5 separate regions of the Mus musculus genome follow, and regions 2, 3, 4 and 5 are each linked to region 1. The links are chromatin loops, found by intact Hi-C in ENCODE. Cell type or tissue: heart. All regions are shown on one strand. Region 1 overlaps Galnt18 (polypeptide N-acetylgalactosaminyltransferase 18). Region 2 overlaps Galnt18 (polypeptide N-acetylgalactosaminyltransferase 18). Region 3 overlaps Galnt18 (polypeptide N-acetylgalactosaminyltransferase 18). Region 4 has its middle 40 kb from the start of Gm33204. Region 5 holds the start of Galnt18 (polypeptide N-acetylgalactosaminyltransferase 18).

What was found. Hi-C counts contacts between places; a loop is a spot of excess contacts. Peaks named below come from ENCODE experiments on the same cell type or tissue, not always from the same donor. Only the 100,000 strongest peaks of a DNase experiment are listed, where the experiment ranks them.
Region 2: it touches region 1 in a loop (2.3-fold over the local background); 3 of 42 quality-filtered maps call a loop at or near these places.
Region 3: it touches region 1 in a loop (2.4-fold over the local background); 3 of 42 quality-filtered maps call a loop at or near these places.
Region 4: a loop joins it to region 1, with 2.3 times the contacts of the local background. A loop is called at or near these places in 2 of 42 quality-filtered maps.
Region 5: a loop joins it to region 1, with 2.5 times the contacts of the local background. A loop is called at or near these places in 7 of 42 quality-filtered maps.

Annotation. Positions count from the first base shown.
Region 1 is chr7:111,588,089-111,592,088 of GRCm38, reverse strand. All of the region lies in intron 3 of Galnt18 (polypeptide N-acetylgalactosaminyltransferase 18), which reads left to right. Among named protein-coding and RNA genes, the nearest start is that of Galnt18, 190 kb to the left of the region's middle. In heart, a CTCF peak has its summit at 2,389; a DNase peak (open chromatin) is centred at 3,588; H3K27ac peaks cover 383 bases.
Region 2 is chr7:111,708,468-111,712,467 of GRCm38, reverse strand. All of the region lies in intron 1 of Galnt18 (polypeptide N-acetylgalactosaminyltransferase 18), which reads left to right. Among named protein-coding and RNA genes, the nearest start is that of Galnt18, 70 kb to the left of the region's middle. In heart, a CTCF peak has its summit at 1,968 (motif pointing left); no DNase peak of the experiment used is centred here; H3K27ac peaks cover 651 bases.
Region 3 is chr7:111,724,986-111,728,985 of GRCm38, reverse strand. All of the region lies in intron 1 of Galnt18 (polypeptide N-acetylgalactosaminyltransferase 18), which reads left to right. Among named protein-coding and RNA genes, the nearest start is that of Galnt18, 53 kb to the left of the region's middle. In heart, no CTCF peak of the experiment used is centred here; a DNase peak (open chromatin) is centred at 1,775; H3K27ac peaks cover 344 bases.
Region 4 is chr7:111,967,662-111,971,661 of GRCm38, reverse strand. No RefSeq gene overlaps it. Among named protein-coding and RNA genes, the nearest start is that of Gm33204, 40 kb to the left of the region's middle. In heart, CTCF peaks have their summits at 1,746 and 1,947 (motif pointing right); no DNase peak of the experiment used is centred here; H3K27me3 peaks cover 809 bases.
Region 5 is chr7:111,778,035-111,782,034 of GRCm38, reverse strand. Galnt18 (polypeptide N-acetylgalactosaminyltransferase 18) reads left to right here and starts at 2,058. Exons shown (of 11, transcript NM_001360903.1): 1 at 2,058-2,722. The coding sequence starts at 2,488. In heart, a CTCF peak has its summit at 1,886; DNase peaks (open chromatin) are centred at 574 and 1,954; H3K4me3 peaks cover 2,436 bases; H3K27ac peaks cover 1,340 bases; H3K27me3 peaks cover 2,485 bases.

The DNA of each region.
Region 1 (4,000 bases):
GTGTAGCTTGTGGGGATCACTTGGCCAACTTTGCAGATAAAAGAGTACCCACAAAGCCCCCAAGATAGACATAGGCAATAAAACTAAGTTTCACAGCTTAACAAGCAACACGGCTGGGCAGGGCCCATGGTCACACAACCGAGAAGGATGGATAAGGAAACCCTGTTGCTTGGCCTTGATATCTCTTCCTAACACACTCCTTGGGGAATTTAATGGCATGTCATCTGGTTATCCATGGACAGCCAAGACTCCTGGCACTTCCAGAGGAGGATAGATCAGAGCTAAAGTGATAGTCACACATCTCAGAAAGGTGTGTCTGTGCTCTGAAGCTCCAACATGGACTAGGACCTCAGTCTCCTCCTAGATACAGGATGCCTAGAATCCAGGATCAGCTAAAGTCACCTTCAGTACTCTTGGAAGGACTGAGTCCTTCTGAGGCACCCCCAACCCCCAACTCATGGAGCCCTTCTCTGTGCCAGTGCTATTTTAAGTGTATTGCATAAATTAATCAGGCCCTATGATAGTGGTAAGAGTCACCATCAGTGTGACTTTATGTAACAAGCAAATAGACACAGAGAAGCAAAGTGACTTTTCCAAAGTCACATAGAGGTGAGAGTGGAGCCCACACTGCATGGCTTCAGAGCCTATGGCCTTGACCAGTGGGCAGGCTGCCTGCCTTACCCCATAGTGCTCTGACTCCAATAGACTCGTTTGATCTTTCTTCCCATTCTCTCACTCCAGCCCCTCTGGAGAGAGCAAAGCTAGGCAGCAAAGTAAGGAATAAGGAACATGAGCAGGATGGCCTGTCACCTCCACTGGGGCCTTCCTGGGTTCCATAAGGACAGGCATGTGGCACAGATGCTTTGAGAGTCTATCGAATAGTTAGTGACCGTGGGTAATCTTGTGAACTTTGAATTACAAAAGCATTGGTGTGTGTGTCTCTGCTTCTGTGGGTTTGAGTGCAGTGTGTGTATAACTATTTTCATGTCTGTGTGTGTGTGTGTGTGTGTGTGTGTATGTGTATATATATGTGTGTATATATATATATGTGTGTGTGTGTGTGTATGTGTGTGTGTGTATGTGTGTGTGTATGTATATATATGTGTGTGTGTGTATATATATATACATATATATACACATACATATATGCACTTAGGTATTCATGTGTATGCCTGCCTGGGCATGCTTATGCATAAATGTGTATGCCTATATGAGTGCTTTTGTGTGGGTGCAGCCCTGTATACACACCATCATTCAGTAGGAATATATGTATACATGGACTCAGTGGTGGGTAAAGCTCTGTCTCAACTGTGCCACCTACAGCCACCTTCAAAGTCAGACGAATAGCAAGTGGTTGTGAGTCACTGTCACTAGTAAGACAGTCACCAAGTAATGACAAAGTAGAACCCTTGTTCCTGAACTCCTTGCTGTCAGCTGCTGGGCCACCTTTCATCTTCTTGGAAAATCCCCACCATCCTTTGGCCCAGAGCCTGCCTAATCATTGTTTAATGTTTCAAAGATGCTGGCCTACATAAGAGATACTCATTCTGGGCCATAAAACCACCAACAGCTTTGCATGCAGCTGGAATAATTGCAAAAATTAAAAAAAAAAATCAGAGTCAAAACCAGTCCGATAGTCTTGCACTTTATGGAGCTTAGAGAATCCCATGTAGCTAATTAAATTACAACAAAGATCCAGACAGCTTAAAGGTGTTTACACAGCCAGCCATGTAAGCTGTCATCCTGTCTTCACTGGTCTGCTTCAGGCTAAGGCACCTTGTTGCTACCTACCCCCATCTTTTGTCCAGCAAGACTAGGCTTACCCAGGTCCAGCACTGGCAGTGGCCCTCCAGTAACCTCGAAGTTCAGGCAGTGAGATACCATGTTCTGCAAGAGTCCAGTTGCTGCCTGGAATTGCTTCTGCCCACTGTGTTGTTCATCAGAAGTCTGGAGAATGACTTCATGTGATAGTTAATATTGGTTGTCAACTTGACAGGGTGTATAGTCACCTCTGGGCATGCCTGTGAGGAAATTTCTGCATCAGGTTCAATGTGGTGCAAAAATGAAAACTAAAATGTGGGCAATATCACCCGATGGAGTGGGAAGCCAGACTGAATATGAAGAACACAAGCCTAGACCAGCATCTGCCACCCACTGCCTGCTGCCCACTGCCTGCTGCTGCTACCTGACTGCGGGTGCCATGTAAGCAGATGCCTTCAGCTCCTGCCATCATGACTTTTCTGTTATGATGTGCTGTACCTTCGAATTGTGAGCCAGAGGAGCCCTTCCTTTCTTAGGTTGCCTTGGTCAAGTATGTTGTTGCAGCCGTGATAAAGGTAACTAAGACACACCCAGACTCAGCCACAGAGCCTGTCCTCTGCTGCCATCTGGCCTGCATTTCCAAGCCGTTTCTTAGTGACAGATGTGACTCTTGAGCTCCTGATTGCTCCAGGTAGCACACACCTGTCTTCCTCTGCTGACTACAGCCCTATCCCAGGCCTAGGACATGCTGTGGCCAGTGGCTCTGAAATAAATGAGATTCAGACACATACCCCTCATGCAATCAACTGTGATAGTGTATCTCAGATCTGTCATCTGTGTTTCTGCATGTGGTACCTTCACCTGACACTCAGACCGGGGCCATGTGGGAGATGAAATGAATCCCATACCTTCTTTGCTAACATTTTCCATGAGCCTGCCACAGAAGTGCCTGTGTAGCATGCACCAAGGTGCCATGTATCAGTAGCCCACCAGCCCTGACCTCTGCAGAGAGAAGCCAGAGCCTCTTAGCAATTGATGGTCTGGCCCAGATGTAGCTGCTGCTGGGTAGGGTCTCTGGACTTGCTGCTGCCATGCTTCTCCAATTGGGCTGTGTGCTAATCTTTCTGCCTGTTTCACTGCCAATCCACTTCCTTGCTAGAGTATGGAATGGAACTTCTCATTGATACCTCCCTCATCCTCTCCACTGGACTCCAGTTCCTTACCTGGTTCTGGCTAACTCTTTCTGCCGAGGGCTGGGTTCTGTTTTCCGTATAACCAGACTGTTCCTGTTCCCAGGCTCTGATCCATCTGCACTCATGTATCCTGAAGGGAACACCCTTAGTTTGGGATACTGGGTTATGTGGAACTCTGAGGACCTTGACTATTTATGGACCAGCTCAGCTTCAGTTTTCCTACCTCAGACCTGCATATTTCTACCATCTCCTTTGTTCTCTTCAGCCACTGGGCTGAAGTCCAGACACTCTTCAATGGCGCAAGCCTGGTGGAGTCTCCACAGGTAGCTCATTGCCTTCTTTGGCCCCGTTCTCTTATAAAGTTAATTGTCTTAGGGAGTCAGGGCTCCCCGGCATACTTTCCTGACCGTGCCTGGAGGATGAAGCACCTGCTTCTCAGCTAATGAGCACCCCACGAGCCAGCTACATCAAGATGGCCTGGACTACTTTGTTTATAGACTAGCCAAGGTGACCAGTTTTGGATAAACAAAGCTGGCAGGAATCAGAAAAAGGCTCTCCTGCTCTGGTCAGCTGCCTGACCATCTGTCAGAGAGGAAATTCTTGGAACTGGAGCACAGAGCTCAGTGTGGGAGTGATAGGGAGAGCTGCTTCCTGCCTGCAGGTAACGGGGCCTGATGCTGGCAGCTGAGAATCAAGCTGCCCCTGAAAGAGGCCCCTGGGAACTGCCCCAGGACCTGAGTAGCCCCCTCAGGAAAGGATTCTTTGTCCTTCTTGGACTGGAGCCTATCTTTCTCAGCAGCTGGAAATGACAAACCCTTGTGTTGAAGATTATACAGGAAATTTGGGACACTGCCTAGGGTTCTCTTCTGCTTTCTCTATGATTCAAAAAGGACTCCAAACCATTGCTGAGGTTTGGTTATGGCCCCAAAGTTCTCATAAGAAACTTAATCCCCAGTGTGACCGTGTTGAGAGGTGACACCTATAAAAACAATCAGGTCACAGGACTCTGCTGTCCTGTGTGGATTAATGAACAATGTGGTTAATGT
Region 2 (4,000 bases), 120 kb before region 1:
TACAGTGGGTGCTGCATTAATGCTTGCATATGCCTGGGGTAATGGAAACAGACTAGCTCCAACAGGGTAGAGTACCCAGAAGGAGTGGATTCTAACCCAGACCAGCACCAAAAATGCCTTCTCTGCTCTGTCCACCTTCTGTGTAGGACTTGAAGGCCTCTTATGGAAGAGCTGGGGACATCTTGTCAAATATATCCAGAGCTACAGAAGCTGCCACTGAATGTCAGAGCTAGGCACTCAACTCCATTTGCTAGAAATTGTAGAGAGCAGGTGGTTCCTTTGCAGAGAATGACCAGATCGGTTTCCCCATCTGAACAGAAGAGGTTGGCAGGTCAGCATGCATTGGCAAGCAGAGCCCAGAGATGCTTTGGTCACAGCAACTCTCTCTTGACATTGCTTGCAGTTATATGCACATGGAGACCTGCCTGCTCCTGGGTTATATAATTGAGGTCTGCAGTGGGGATAAAGCTGGTAGAAAACCATTTCCCGGCAATTGTTTACACTGCATCCCAATGTGTTCTTGAGTTAAAACTTAACTCAACCCAGTGGGAGGGCCTGGGTCTTGAGCATCTTGGCTAGCATGAACGATGGTGTCTGTCAGAGTACAGTCATATCTGTCCCTGGAATGACACCAGCAACCCGTACTCTTTCAAGGACACCAAGCATGTCTTACCACCCAGAAGCCCTGTTTTGGCTCTCTATGCCTCCAGATTTCTTAGCCTGTGTGGGTCTTGATCTTCACTTCTTACAATGGTAATAATGATGCATACACTGTTGGGCTATTGATAGGATTCAATGAGCCCCATTCCAAAGGGCATAGGCAGGGACCTGCTCTTGGTCTGATTGTGCTTGCCTCTCTCTCAATAGGGCCTCTACTGAGAAACACATAGATAAGCCACTGCAGGGAATCAGCCACACTTTCTGCCACACAGAAGCTGAGATAGGACCAGTTCCCAAACTGAGTTTCAGGCTAACCTCCATGAAATAGGAACTTGTGGGCAAAACATTTGGATTCATTCCAAGGGAGTGATCCAATATAATTGTACTCTTTGTCTGCAGATGATTGGCCCCACAACAATTCTGTCCCCAAGGACAGCAGAACCCAAGGATGTTCCTCCCTTGTATGACTGTCACATTTGTATGGAACCCCCACAGGTCTACTTGTTTGCGTTACCTCATCTCCTTGTCTCATCTCTGATCCCTTGTAAATGCTGTGGGAACAGTTGCTCCGCTGTGTTGTTCAGGGAATAGCAACAGGAAAGCCAGCATGTGTTCAGTGTGGGCACCGTTTCTTTTTTTATTAATCTTTCCATCCCCCTGCTTGGTAGATTTGGGAGCCAGGGATCAGGCGGTCAGCTGTTCCTTAACTACATGAAAGGTCTCCAGACACTGTATGCTAAAGCTGTCCAGCGAACGTCTAGGGCATCCTAAATCTGTGGATCTTAGGCTTCTCTTCCTGCCTGCTTCCCTACTCTGTTCCCACGGAGCACCTGCTGCCTGTCACAGATTGGGCCTGTCAGAGAGGACTCATGGAGACCCAGCGTAAGAGCCTTGACAACTCTTGCCCCTCTCCTATCTCCCTGAACTCCTACCCCCTCATGGTCACTGTTTACTCAAAACTCAGTGGCTCCTTTGAGAGGCTGAGCTGAGGCAAAGAGGAGAAGGCGACTGAGGACGTAGCTGGGTGGGTACTGGCAGGAATGGGAGTCACAGTTGTCGCTAGTGGGAGTCAAGGGAGGCTCTTTTCAGAACGAGTGCTAGGTGAACCTGACCTGAGAGGAAAGGGACTTCCAGGTGAGCACAGGGCAGGGGCAAGGTATGTCACCCACCAGAAAACTATTGCCTGGAACTGGCTTATACTTTAGCGATTATGAAGGGCTGGGATGGGGGCAGTGCACAGGAAGAACGGCTGTTAGCATACAATGACTACAGAATCAGATGGGCAGTGCCAGGAGCGGCTCCATCTAGTGTTGAATATTCTCCAGGGCTCCTGGGGATGCTTCTGTTATTTTCTGGACGTTAAATGGAGTTCTGGGCCACATCTGTGGACTTGTAATCAGGGACATGGCAGGTGACCTTGGCATCCAGCAAGGAGCAATAGAAGAAAGTGAGAATTAGAGGAAAGACTGGAAGGGTCTGTGAGGAGGCTGGTCTAGGTTAAATTCAGCCCAAGAAGTAAAGCACAGAGCTACACCCAGGCTGGAATCTGGGATCTCACAGCCATCCATCCTGCAAGTCCAACTGAGGAAGCACCGGTTTGTAAACTGAATGGCTCCAGAACACAGGGGATATGAGGGCTGGGAGAGAGGCCATGGAGCTGAGGGGAGTGGCTGCTTCATACAGGAGGCTCCAGCTTCTATGAAGAAGGCTAAAGAGTTGATGGAGGCCAGAACATTAGGTCTAGCTTCTGGCTAAACCTTAGCAAGCTGGTTAATGGGGTGGAGCATGGGAATTACTCTGTCCTTATGTTACCAGAGTTGGTAGAGTCAGAGACTGGAATCTGACATCCTTATCAAGCCAGGATAGTCCACATACCTTCAATAGGCCAGCTGAACAGACAAGTCACTGTGGAAGTGGAAGGCAGTTATTCACTGTGGCTATATTGACAATAGAAACAAAGTGCTCATTTTCCTCAACCCCCAAGACCACCTTTTGGATCCTGACTTAAGGTTTGGGTTTAAATGGAAGGCACTGGGTATGCATAGTGAAGCAGTCCAAGGAGAAATGGTCCTGCGCACCATCACTGAAGCTCCTGTCTCTCCTGAAAGGTGGTTCAATCAATTGTGTGTGAAGTCTCTTTGTGGAGACAAGTTGGCACAAGGCCACAGCCTTTTGCTTCCCTGTGCATAAGACTCCTGGGAAATTTCCTTTTCTTGGGGGTCAAGTAATCTGATGGCCAAAGAGAAGGATACAGGATGTCCCTAGAGCACCTTCATCCCTGTCAGAATGCTGCAGTTCAGCGTGTCACATCTCCCATGAGCTTGTTCTCAGAAGCATTACAGGGAGGTACAGGGAGGGGACATGCCTTGCCTTCATAGCCACCAGGAGACAGGGCTGGGATCATAGTTCTGGTTGCCATTAGGATGACTTCATTTATAGCAGTCTTTGGATGCAGACACTCCTCTGACTGTGCTCAGCCCCGAGAGTACTGTGATGAGCTGTACCAGGGCTGCCTCATTGGTATCACTGGGGGAGGTATTTTTACCCCCAAATGACACATGATCTTGGGACTGAACAAAACCATGAACTGTGGGGACACAGGAGAACTACTGGGGCTTGCTGGTTGCCAGAATAGCTCTAGGCTCACTGAGAGAGCCTGCCTTAAGGGAATGATGTAGAGTGTGACAGAGCAGGTCACCTGGCATCCTCCTTTGGCCTCTGTGTACATGTATATGTGTGCAAGCACACACACACATGCATATTTAAGTACATCACATACACCAAACACACATACTACCTTGTCTTACACTAAACAGAAAACCGTGGTGTACAGCTTCTGAAAAATTAGATCCCAAGGTTGCAGGGTTGACTTCTGACCTGCACATGCAAGGGCACATGTACCTGCATGCACATATGCACATGAACACACACACATACACACATACACTCGTGCACATACACATCTGTTCTATTCTTTCTGGATGACCTCAGACCCTGGAAAGCCTCTAGTGGGAGAAAGGGAGTGGGGTATGGAATTCCACTTGCTTGTGTTTTTCTTTCAGGAGGAGGGTGGAGAACACTTTGTACTGAAACACACCTCTGATGCATGTCATAAAAGGGGTGAAACAAACCAGGTTTGGTTCACATATAGACAACTTTATTTAGTTTATTTTTTTCTCAGAGAGAAACACAGAATTGGACCTGAATTGGACCCACTGAAGAAAAAGTTGATTCTTTTTTATATAAGTGAAATGATCTCTTTATAGTATTTGGGGGAAATATGTGAGTGAGTGTGTGTGTGTGTGTGTGTGTGTGTGTGTGTGTGTGTGTGTGTAGGTGC
Region 3 (4,000 bases), 140 kb before region 1:
ATCTCATGCTGGCAGCTGAACTTGGTAGTGTAAGAGACATCCAGGTGGTACTGGATTTGAAGGCATAAAGAGGTCTGGAAAGTGGCTGAGGCTTAGTTACCATGAGAGGTCAGGAGAGGCCGTTGGTGAATGTGCAGCCTCAGTTGTAGTTGAAGGTCCAGGATTAAAGTGGTCATGTAGAGAAGTTGAGGACTGGCACCATGAAGAGAGGCTATTAATGAAAGGACAGCTCAGTTGCAGCAGAAAATTCCAGCATTTTGGAGATGCTAAGACCTTAGAATGACCACTAAGAACAGCAGCAGCTGTGGAGTGAAGCCAACTGGAGCCTAGAAGACAAGTTCTGTGTGCTGCAGAGGGTAGAGCCAGAGAATTGACCCAAGCCCTTTGGAGGAGCCCAGCAGATCTTGAGTGGATTCCAGATATTTATACAGTTGGGTTTGTTAATTTTTTTTATCTGATTGTGACTGTGCCTTTGTTCTTTTCTCTTGAAGCAAGAAAATATTTAATTTGTTTTTGGTTTTATAGGAGCCCTCAGTTGAGAGACTGAATTTTACAAAAGATTTTTAGGTTTAAAATCAGACTGTAGATTTTTTAAATAGAAAATTTAAAGTGTTTGAATTTGCAAAAGCTGTGGGACTCTTTTGTTTATAAAATATTTTATATTGTGATGTTTGTACTGATGTGTGATCTTGGAGATGAATAAGAAAGAAAAGTTGTGGCTTCATGGTGATGTGTTTGTGTTTCATCTTAACAAGGGTTCAGGTTGTCCTTGTTAGATTTTTGTCAACTTAACATGAGGTACAGTTATCAGACAGGAGGGAGCCTCAATTTTAAAAATGCCTCCACAAGATAGGCTGCATGCAAATCTCTATGACAATTTCTTAATTAGTGATTGATGTAGGAGGGTCCAGCCCTTTGTGAGCAGTACGAATGCTGAGCAGCTGGCCCTGAGTTCTATAAGAAAACAGGCTTGCTGTTGAGGAACAATCTAGTAAGCAGTACGCCTTCATGGCCTCTCCTACCTCTAGGTTCCTGCCCTGTTTGAGTTCCTGCTCTGACTTCCTCTAATAATTAACAGCAATGTGGAAGTGTAAGTCAAATAAACCTTTTCCATCCCAATTTGCTTTTTGTCATGGTGCTCAGTATGGCAATAGTAACTCTAAGTAGGACAGGGTTGGAGCATCTTCTTAAGCTGAGTGGTCAGGGAAGCTCTGAGACTGCTCAGCTGAGATACGAAGCAGAAGCAGGGGTTGGTGAGGTGGATCATGGAGGAAGATCCTTGGCAGAGCCTCCACAGTGTGCAAGAGCTTGTTGTGCTCAAGAAACCAAAACAATGAAAGGCACATGGCCCTGGGAAGATGGCAGCATGTGGAGATGTGCTAAGGCTGCTGTAGGCTGCTGTGATGGAGGAAAGCAGGTGTAGGTGATGCAGGGCTAGCCAGGGAAGCTAAGAAGGGAGGCAATAGTGACCATCAGGGTTCAAAGGTTGTTTTCACTGTAGTATGATGGGTAGAGGGGGGTGATCATGGTTTGGTGAAGTGAACTACAAAGCTGTGGACTGTCCGTAGTGGACTTGATGTGCTTTGGGTCCTGTCTAATACTGTGCTATTTGAAACAGACATGATCCACAGAAAGGGCCTGTCTTTTCTAGCTGCTGTGACTTCCAGCCAGTCTCAGCTCCCTCATGTCTCTGCTCCCACAGGAAACAAGGCCCTGTCCTTGTGTTTTCCAGGCCAGGAAAAGTCCAAGCTACATTTCCCATCACACAGTCTCTCACATCCTGTGTGGCCTGCTCTGTTCCTGTCCCCCTTGGATTACCTCCCCTCCAGCTATTCCTTCCTTTTCCTGAGTACTTCCTATCTCTGTGGACCAGCTTCTCTCTAAATCAATTAATCTTCCCTGGCAGCTGCAGTCACCTCTTGCCCTGTTTTCTGATCCCCACTCGGCGTCTCTGCCTCTCTTGCCTACTTACCAGCAACTGGAATGTAGGTCAGGGTCACCCTGATTCTGCCCTGATGTTCTGTGGTCATTGTTGGTGGCAGAATGGATTTTCATTGTTCCAGGCATTTTTGGAAGGACATTCTGTCTGAGCAGATGGAAAAGGGACCTTGGTGCATGCCTGAGTGTTAAGGTCTTTCCCATTCTCCTGTGCTTAGAATGTGGGTCCTCTACAGGGCACTTTGAGAAACTCAAAGCTCTCTTTCCCTTGGGTAGATGAATTTGGCTTGCAGGCTCCTGGAGAACAAAGACCTTTAAAGAAATTCACAGGGAAGAGGAGAGAGAGAAAGGATGAATGAGAGGGACTTATTAACCAATAGCCTCATGAGGCTCTGGCCTACAGTAGCTTCCAGGGCACACTAGCTTTCTAATGTGATCTGAAAGAAAGACTGACTCCCGAAATCTCTTTTCCAGGTTGGGAGGTTGGGAGGTTGGGAGGTTGGGAGTTGGGAGGTTGGGAGGTTGGGAGGTTGGGAAGTTGGGAAGTTGGGAGGTTGGGAAGTTGGGAAGTTGGGATGGGAAGACACTGTCTCATCCAAAGACTATAAGAAGAGGGTCAAGATCAACTGGAAAGTTAGCTCTGAGATCCTTCCACAGAGGTATATATCTCAGCTGAGTGGTCTTGTTTTCTTTTAGTCTTCTACAGTTCAGTTTTTTGGTTGATTTTTCTATGAGTCTACTCCGTTATCCTCTGTCTTGTCAGACATTCGCCACCACTGCCCCTAGAAGTCAGTGAATCTCTGGGAAAGTGTTACTAGATGGCAGATGCTAGCACACAGACAGACAGGCATCTGGGTGAGTCCCTGTTCACCATTGATAAGAAGGTCTTCCATAATCAACTGAAGGTGATCATTGTCTTCTGCCACAGAATTTCATGACTAAGCAATGCCACACCTGGAAGCTGAGTGTGTTCAACCAATCAACAAAGACTTATCTGGATGGTGGAAGATGGAATGCAGGATGGGGTGAGGACTCCTGACCACAGCCTTCTTTTCACCTCTCTGTGCTGAGACTTCCATGAGGAACCTAGAGCTGTGTTTGCAAATCACCCATCAGTTCAAACAGGGCTGTACTTGCTCAAGGTCACTTGGGCCCTCGAGACTAGAGCAAGGGGCCACATGGTTATTAACTCAATGTGAATCAGAACCCAAACATCTAGTTCTTAGAATAGTCACACAGTGAGTATCCATCTGCCCTAGGCCTGTCACTAATCCAAGAGAAGGAAAGGGTGACAGGAATGTTTGCTGAAGGAGAAGAAACATGAATCCCATCTTTTCCTTTCAGCTAGACTCTGCCAGGAATGAGTCATGAACCAAGTGCACTATTGGGAGCCTCACTCCTTGAGGGGTCCTGCAGATAAATGAAGAGAAAATGTGTCAGGGTGAGTGTGAAGCCTGGCCTGGCCCTTGAGCAACAGTGGATGGTGGCCACAGGCTAGAAGTACAAAGAACACTTTCCCTGTAACTCCTAGATTGGAAGATGGTGGGTTGGTTGTCTCTAAATGTGGCTGTGTAACAAAAGACCCAGAGTCTCAGTGGTTTGTGAAGCAAAGGTTGATTCTGTCTTGGGTTGAGTGTTAGCTATGGTCCTCTTCCATGTAATTTCTCATTCCTGGACACGGTCGTTCTAAAGAGGCTGAGTCACGTGGCATAGTCACATCTAAAGCTTTTCTTCAGACCAGGTATACTTCCATGTTTGCCTATGGTCTTTTGGCCAAAATAGGTCACATGGCACAGTCTGACAGTGGGGTGGGTCTTTGTAAGTCAGGAGGTAATGATCATCTTTCTGTTATTGTAACAGATACTCTAGGAAAATAAACTTATAAAGAGAAAAGTCTTGTTTTGGATCATGCCTTCAGGTCATGGTCTTATGGCCCCATTGCTTGGGTACATGGCCCCATGGCAGGAGAGCCGGATGCAGGGGAAGTCTGTTCTCATAGCAGCTAGGAAGCAAAAAGAGAGAAAAGAGAAAGCAAGCCCAGGGTCCCAATATCTCCTTTCTT
Region 4 (4,000 bases), 380 kb before region 1:
ATAAGCACCAAAATGATAGTCTAGAAAAATATTATAAAAAGACTAATGTTACAAGATAACAGAATTGCTATAACTAAGTGTCAGATTGGAGATTAGAAAATTGGTAGCTTAGTTCAGTAGGAAAAGGATGCATTCAAAAACAAATTAGACATAGATACAAAATGAAATAGAAAACTCCAAGATAATCTAGGAGACTGTGTCCCCAGATCTTATAAAATTGCATGATGGTCTGCAAAGATTGTGTCAACCCAGCAATCCCTCTCATGGGTTTTGTGGTATACAAATCAACCCTTCGTGTTCAGAGATTCTATAAGATGTTCAGTGAGAAATATAAGATGCCAGGAACTGTACACAGTTCATTTAGATTTCGCATGCATGTTTGTGCGTGTTTGTGAGTGTGCGCACATATGGACAGGGGTCAGAGGACAACCTCAGGTGTCATTCTTCAGGTGCTTTCAGCCTTTCAGTCCAGCACCTCCCCTCCTTGGCGTGCAGCTTTAGCTAAGAGGCCAGCGGGCCAATGAGTTTCCGGGGATCTGCCCGTGCCTGTCTCAAGCATGCTACCATGCCTGGCTTTTTATGTAGGCTCCTGGGGGTTGAATTCAGGTCTTCAGGCATGCAAGACAAGCACTTTGTGGACTAAGCCACCTCCTCCACCCCTAGTGAAAAGTTTACAAGCTAAACAATGAGAAGCCTGCCTCAATGTGCATGAGAGCACGAGCTAGGATACTAAGCAGGAGAAGCATCTGCTAGGGCACAGGCCAGAGGGCTGGTGCGGACCCCTGAGGTACTGGAGTAGAGGGCTGAGTAGTAAAACAAGTATAATGTCTTGAACAAATGTACTTCAATAATTTTATTTTTCCAATTTAAAATTTTATCTTACTAAAGTATATATTTTTTGTGAGATAATTTTTCTGTGAATATTTTTGACAGATTCAACCAGTAGGAATTTTTGCATTTTTAGCTTCTCCTTTGCTATGGTGGCTTTTCATGCTGACTCTTATTTTCAGGCCTGGATTCTCCCGGGTCAAGTCATTAGACCAAGCGTTTGTGATTTATGTTCTTTAACATAAAAAGTTTTAGATTTCAATTTTGCTATTTTCAATGTTGTTTAAAAGACAGGATTTTAAAGGTCATTTTTTTGGGATAACAGCTCTTCCTGTAATAATAGCAATAATGAATAATTATTTAGTACTTAGCTTGTACCAAGCACAAAGCAAACTATTTTGACCATAATTTTTGACCTCAAAGATATTTTTTGTTCTCTTTGCATCCATCCCCCACATTTTCAGTTAATCATTTACCTTGTCCTCAAGATACAACTAACACATCCAATTCATAATGAACATTAGCTACAGAAATAATCCATATACTGTAAAATAAATATAAATGTTTTAAAGGCATGGAAGACCCCCCCATGTGTATAACTACTCCTTAGTTCATGTAGCTTGCTATATTTGGCTGCCATAACTGTACACAGACTTGATACTGATGTGGGTTTTCTACAGTATTTGGAGGAGGGGGCTGTGAGTAAAGTCGGTGGCACATTTCTTGAACAGATTTCTAGACAGTGCTTGTGAGTGTGTGTAAAACAGAGGAGTTTGCTCACATTAAAGGGCACTGAACACTTGGCTCTGGCCAATTGCTGTCACAAAGGACTGAGGGTCATGTGTTAACATGCCTGCAGAGTGTTTTTCAACATATTTTTATTTGGATTGAGATATTTAGCACTGGTGAACAACTAGAATTTTATCTAACACGCAGGAGCCAACATTATGTAGTTTCAACCCATCTTCGGGATGCATTTTCATGTCCCCAGTGCTAAATGTAGGACTGGGGGCGCCTTGGGTTAATTTCTGAAAGGTACAGGTAGAGAGGAATGTCAGGTAAGGACTGACAAGGAAGTGCTCCAGGCATTTTAGTGCAGGGTTCTTAAAATATCCATCCAGCAGGTGGCAGCACAAGAACAGAGATGGGCCACTCTGGACCAATAATATCCACAGGTTTCCTCATTTTTGCAAGAACAAGGAAAAAAAGCAGATTGCAACATTCTAGCTTTGGATAGAAGAAAAAAAATACACACATTTTTGTTTAAAAGTAAGAAGGAATCTCCTATTATGTACAAGCTATTAAACTGTGTACTCTCAACCACACTTAAACTCTTATACTTGTAATTGCAGAAAATCCTTTTTTTCATTAAATTAATTAATTAATACTCCATCACACTCCAGCCCATTCACTTGAGACAGGGGTTCTCACTGAACCTGGAGCTAAGCTGACAGTCACCAAGCCCCTAGCCCCCTATCCCTTATGTTGATATTGCAGGCACGCACTGCCACGCCTGGCTGCTGGAGCTCAGTTTTAGGGTCTCATGCTTGAACAGCAATCTCACTAAGCCATTTGAACTCCCACTAAGCCATTTTAGAGATGAAGAAATTGTGTTTTAGAAGGCTAAAAAAAAATGTGCATTTGCAGTTGTACCACACAGTTTTCTCATTGCTGTGACCAAGTATCTGGCAAAAGTGACCTAAGGAAAGAAAGGTTTATCTCGGCTCCATGATTAAGAAGGGACACAGGCTATCTTGGTAGAAAGACAGACTCTGTGTGTGTGTGTGTGTGTGTGTAGGGGTGGGGGAGTCACATTTCAGCCAGTGTCCACAGTCTAGGCAGGACACTGACACTCAGAGCACACCCCACTAATTTACTCTGAGCTCTGAGCTTGTGGAATAGCATTGTCCACATTCAAGGTCAGCCTTCCCTCCTCAGTTAAACCTTCCTGGAAACACCTTCCCAGACACACACAGCCTATGGATGCAAAGTCCTTTTGAATCTAGTCCACTCAGCAACGAAGATGAGCTGTCATGCACAGTTTCTGAGAGGCAGAGCCAAGTCTGGACCTAGAGTTACTTACTGAGTTCTTTCATGGAGCTGTACCTGTTGCTCTAAGTCTCGCCCTGTTGTCTCTGTTCTGCAAACAGTTGGTTTGATGATGCCCTTCAAGCCTGGGCTATCTATATGGTGGGACACAGAAAGCAGCATGACAAGGAGACATTTGTCCCCTAGGTTACAAGGCGCTTGTGCCCTGGAGCTAGTGATTGAGAGACGATGGATGCTATTACAGAGGAACACCTTATTGGCCATCTGGAGAGCACACGTGGACGTGGGACATGCATTTCCTTGTTAATAGGACAGTTTCTGTGACAAGAACAGATGCTCTCTCCTTAGAGCCTACAGTTCACAATGGTTGCCTAGCAATGAGTGGCCTAAGAAGTTTAATGCTTCTGTGATCAATGTGAGGGATTAACTATCACCCCAGCACTCAGCAACTAAGGACCTGCCACCTGGCCACACATTTACCTGGTTTGGATGAGAAACTTTCATTTTCTTAATAAATCTCACGAACAGTTTGCCAAGTAAATTGTTTAGCCAGAAATGGTCAGCATTTCTTCCTGGAGAAGCAGCGTTAGGTAGAGAGGGGATTCGGGTTGACTCCTCCCCCTTTCTGGGGGACCATCCATAAGCTTTCAGTTAGTGCTGTAGGGCCTGCTCCTTCCTCTGCAGAGCAAGAGTTGCCCAGGCAGCTATAATAAGTTAGAGTAGTCAAAGTCCAGACCAGCTTTAAAGGAGGAGGTGATTCTGAGATTCTAGAACAGAAGGAGGTGTGAGAGCAGCGGGATGCTCAAGGTCCACCCTCACCAGCGGGATGCTGAAGGCTCTCACCAGCGGGATGCTGAAGGCCCTCACCAGCGGGATGCTGAAGGCTCTCACCAGCGGGATGCTCAAGGTTCTCACCAGCGGGATGCTCAAGGTTCTCACCAGCGGGATGCTCAAGGTCCACCCTCACCAGTGGGATGCAAGGTCCTCACCATCAGGATGCTCAAGGCACTCACCAGGGGAATGCTCAAGTTACTCGCCACCACAATTGCTATGGTCTACAGCAGCACTGCCATTGAGCTGTAGGGACCAAAGGGGCTGGCCAGCTGGGCTTCATTCCAAGTAG
Region 5 (4,000 bases), 190 kb before region 1:
AGAGTTCTAGCTTAGTCGGAGCTACATAGTGAGAGTCTGTCTCAGAAAACAAAATACCCCTCCCTTCCCCACCAAAGACTGCTCTCAAGTCACATCAAGGGGACAGTAGCTTCTTCAGTGTACAACATTCAGTTTATACAGGACAAAGCCACCAGGACTTTCAGTCCTCATGTCACCTCTCGTGGTAGGAGTGGAAGGAGACAGTAGCTTCAGATTCTCAGAATAAGTTTCAAGGACCACTTGGCATCAGTTGGCTCACATCGACTATCTGAGGAATTTTTCAGTTCTGATGCACATCAAGGGGCCTGATAGTGAAGCTCCCGGCAGGACTTATTAAATGGCAAAGTGGGAAGACGCTTGGGGTTAGACGAGTGACATAAGTGGAAAGTCGAGAACCTCCTTGGACTGAACAGCTCTCCATGCTTAGAAAAGAGGCCCCCGATGAGACTGAAGCCTACACCGCAGCCATAGGTCTAGAGCAAACTGGGCAAGTGTCCCAGGCAACTGGTCATTTAGACAAAATGTCAGGAACTTGCTGAGTTCCTGTTGAGTTGAATACAATTGAACTGAGGGCCAAAGATAAGAATCTATGTTCAAGAACCATTTATAAAGGGAGCTTGCAGAGATACTGGGGCCTTTGACCTTGTAATTCTGCAGAGGGTGGTGAGTAAATGCCTACACAAACCCCTCCCATGCCCCTGTTTCTAACCAAGGTTTTGGGGATCTTGAGTTGGAATCTGAGGGTATGTGGGGCAATCAGGCCCAGCAGCATTCCTTCTATCAGCCCCTGTGGCTGAATTGCTGATGGTAAAGAAAGACATTCAAGCAGAAAGCCAATGAGGTGGAACCAAGCCAGCTAGAGGACAAGCTCCTTCTTGCTGCCCACAGCCTTAGACTCTGTAGCTTCCAGTAGGGGAGAAGAGCTGAGAGTGGTCAATAGAAAAATCAAGGTTTGCTGAGCAGCCAGGTGGTGTTCTTGGACCCGGGAAGGGAGGAACTGCATCCTGGAATGATAACCACAGGAGCCTGGGCACCCACTGTGTGTCCTGTCCTAAGCCCTTTTGGTATATCCTCTCATTTAATACTTATAAGCAGGAAGGTATTGTTGATATTTGATAGATGGGGGAAATGTCTCTTATGGTGTTCTGACCCTTGCTCAAGCTCATGTAACTAACACATACAGGAGCATCAAACCCAGGAGCCTCTCTCTCTCTCTCTCTCTCTCTGTGTGTGTGTGTGTGTGTGTGTGTGTTTCTACATCCTCTCTCCAGAAAGGCTCTGTCGACCACTTGATAGCCATGAACACTGAATGTGTGGGAATTATACAAGTCATGGAGAATTGCATCCTCTTGTCCCAATACTGCGTATAAGGCTTCCTTAGACGTGGGGTGTAGTGATATCCATAAGCAGTAACGGCTCCCAGAGCATGAATTCGTCCAGGGAGCTGCATAGTGCATAGATGTGACCAACGATTGCAGAGACACCCTCACTATTCACTATGCCTCTCCTAGAGATTTCCGGAAGGCATTTGGTGACACCCGGGAGACCAACAGAGAGAGGCAGAGTAAAGGCTCAAGAAGCATAAGGTGTGGACATTATGAGGCCTAGCCACTTGTATGGTTTGAGTCTCCATTATCAAAAAGGAGATGGAGGCGAGGAGTCCGTTTTTTCAGGTGGAAAAGCAGAATGCCCTCAGTTGGGGAAGGTGAGGGTATAGGAGCATCTTGGTCCCCAAAGCTTGGGCTTCTTAGCGGGAGCGCGAGCGGGGAATTACTCTAGAGGTGGAATCTGCCGGCCTGGGCGGGGACTGGAGGTTCCTGATCTGCAGGCCCTAGGGTGGCCCGAGGGCGCGGGAGACTCAGCTGTGTCCGGACCGGAGCCTGCTGCCAGCAGGTGGGGCGCGGGGCGGGGCTCCGCCCCCTGGCCCCTCCTCGTTGGTCCGCAGCCGCCCAGTCCCGACCCTTTTCCAGAGCCAGAGCGCGATTGGTGGCGGCGCTTGTCGCTCGGAGGGGGCCGGGCCGCTCTGCTTCGCTCCTCTGGTCGCAGCCACAGCCGCGGTTCTCCTGAGCGGCGAGCGGAGGGCTGGTGGCATCTCCCAGGCAGCCAGCACTGGAGATGGAAAGCAACGCGGCTGGGCCCTGGCAGTGACAAAGTTTCCCAGCCCTGCAGGTCTCGTCTCGCCACTGCCGGCCACCCGTGACCGCCTAGGGAAAAGCTCGGGGATTTTGAATTTGCGGGGGAAAAGCCCAAAACAAAAATCTAGACCCACCTCGTTTTCTTTGTGGAGCTCTTTCTCAGGGTGGCCAGCGGCCGGAGCTGCAAAGTTGTGCGCCGCAGCTCACACTGCCAGGAGACCCGCCTTTGGAGAGACTTAGGTGCTGGCGCACCCAGAGACCCCAGACGTGCCAAGGGGGTTGAGCGCGGGGGAGTTTGGGGTGTACAGCGAGGAGGGGCCCCGGGTGCTCTATATGGAGGAAGGACCCCAGAATGGTGTGTACCAGGAAGACCAAAACTTTGGTGTCCACTTGCGTGATCCTAAGCGGCATGACCAACATCATATGCCTGCTGTACGTGGGCTGGGTCACCAACTACATCGCCAGCGTGTATGTGCGGGGGCAGGAGCCAGTGCCCGACAAGAAGCTGGAGGAAGATAAAGGGGACACCCTGAAAATTATCGAGCGGCTGGACCACTTGGAGAATGTCATCAAACAGCATATCCAAGGTACAGGCGTCCTGAGAAACTTGAGCCAGGCGCGAGGCCCGGGAGTGCCCAGTGTGTTCTGCTTGTGGGATGCGCTGGGGCCAATGCGTAGGAGACCAGCGATTGCAGGGAGGGCTATAGGTTGGCAGCTACGTGGTTGGAGGGATTGCAAGGACTGGTGTCCTGGATCTTTTGTGTCTGCCGCCCTGTGAGTCTTCCCTGTGTACGCGTGTGCACAGGTGGTGTGTGTGTGTGTGTGTGTGTGTGTGTGTGTGTGTGTGTGTGTGTGTCTGTGTGTGTGTGTGTGTAGCTTGCTGTCAGTATGGGGACGCGATGTGCACGTGTCCAAACGTGCGTATGATTCCAGGGTGCTCCTTTCCAGGATCGCAGGATCTCACACTAGTCCGGGAGTGTGTCTGACTGGATGTTTGTGCTTCCAAGAGAGAATGTGAGGGCAAAAGAGCTTATTTGCCGGGCTTGTAAGGGACAAGAGAAATGCCTTGTATGACTCTAACTGTGGGTTTTAAGGAGCAGCAAGCTTCAAGACAAATGCGGAGTAGAAAATTACATCGGCCCAGTATTGGCTCCAGCCTCAGTCAGTCTCAGTAGGACTGGGACTGCAGGGGGCATCTTAAGTAGAAAACTGTCCCCACCTAGAGCACACCTGCCTATCCAGGATCCTCCCCTAAGGAGCAGGTGTCAAACCCAAGAAGCAGCTTAGTCCACTGTGGTGGTGTTTCTTCTGTTTCGGATGGAGAAAACCCACGCTGGGCTGCGGCTTTACTTCAGAGCCTTCCGGGTTCTAGCAAGGCCAATCTGCCAGGACAGTTACCTCAGTTGCGGAAGCAGGAAGCAGCCACAGCAGAGCAGACAAACCCACAGGAGCTGGGTCTGAAATCCAAGGCTGCAGTGGGTGGGTGTCTCCAGACTGGGTCCAAAGAGACAGTAGGATATAGAGAAGTCTCCTGCTGTGACCCGGGCAGTGTGAGTATCAGAGGGAAGGGATGGAGCTCGGGGCTCCTAGAGTAAGGTGTGCTCACAGGTGATAGCAATCTGGATTCTCCCTGTCCACCCCAGGTGTCCCCTGCTTTCTTAGACAGGGAGGCTTCTGACCTATAGGGCCCAGCGAGTTTACCTGTAAACCTGGCAGGCCATCTGAGCTACAGGCTGCCTGCTCTGTTTACTCAGGACTACTCTGAATTGGTGTGCTTCCCACATGGCCAGATCGACTCCTTCCCTGGGGAGGTTCCGCTGAGGGCAGAAAGGTGACACAGACAAAGCAAGCACTTGACTTTGAGG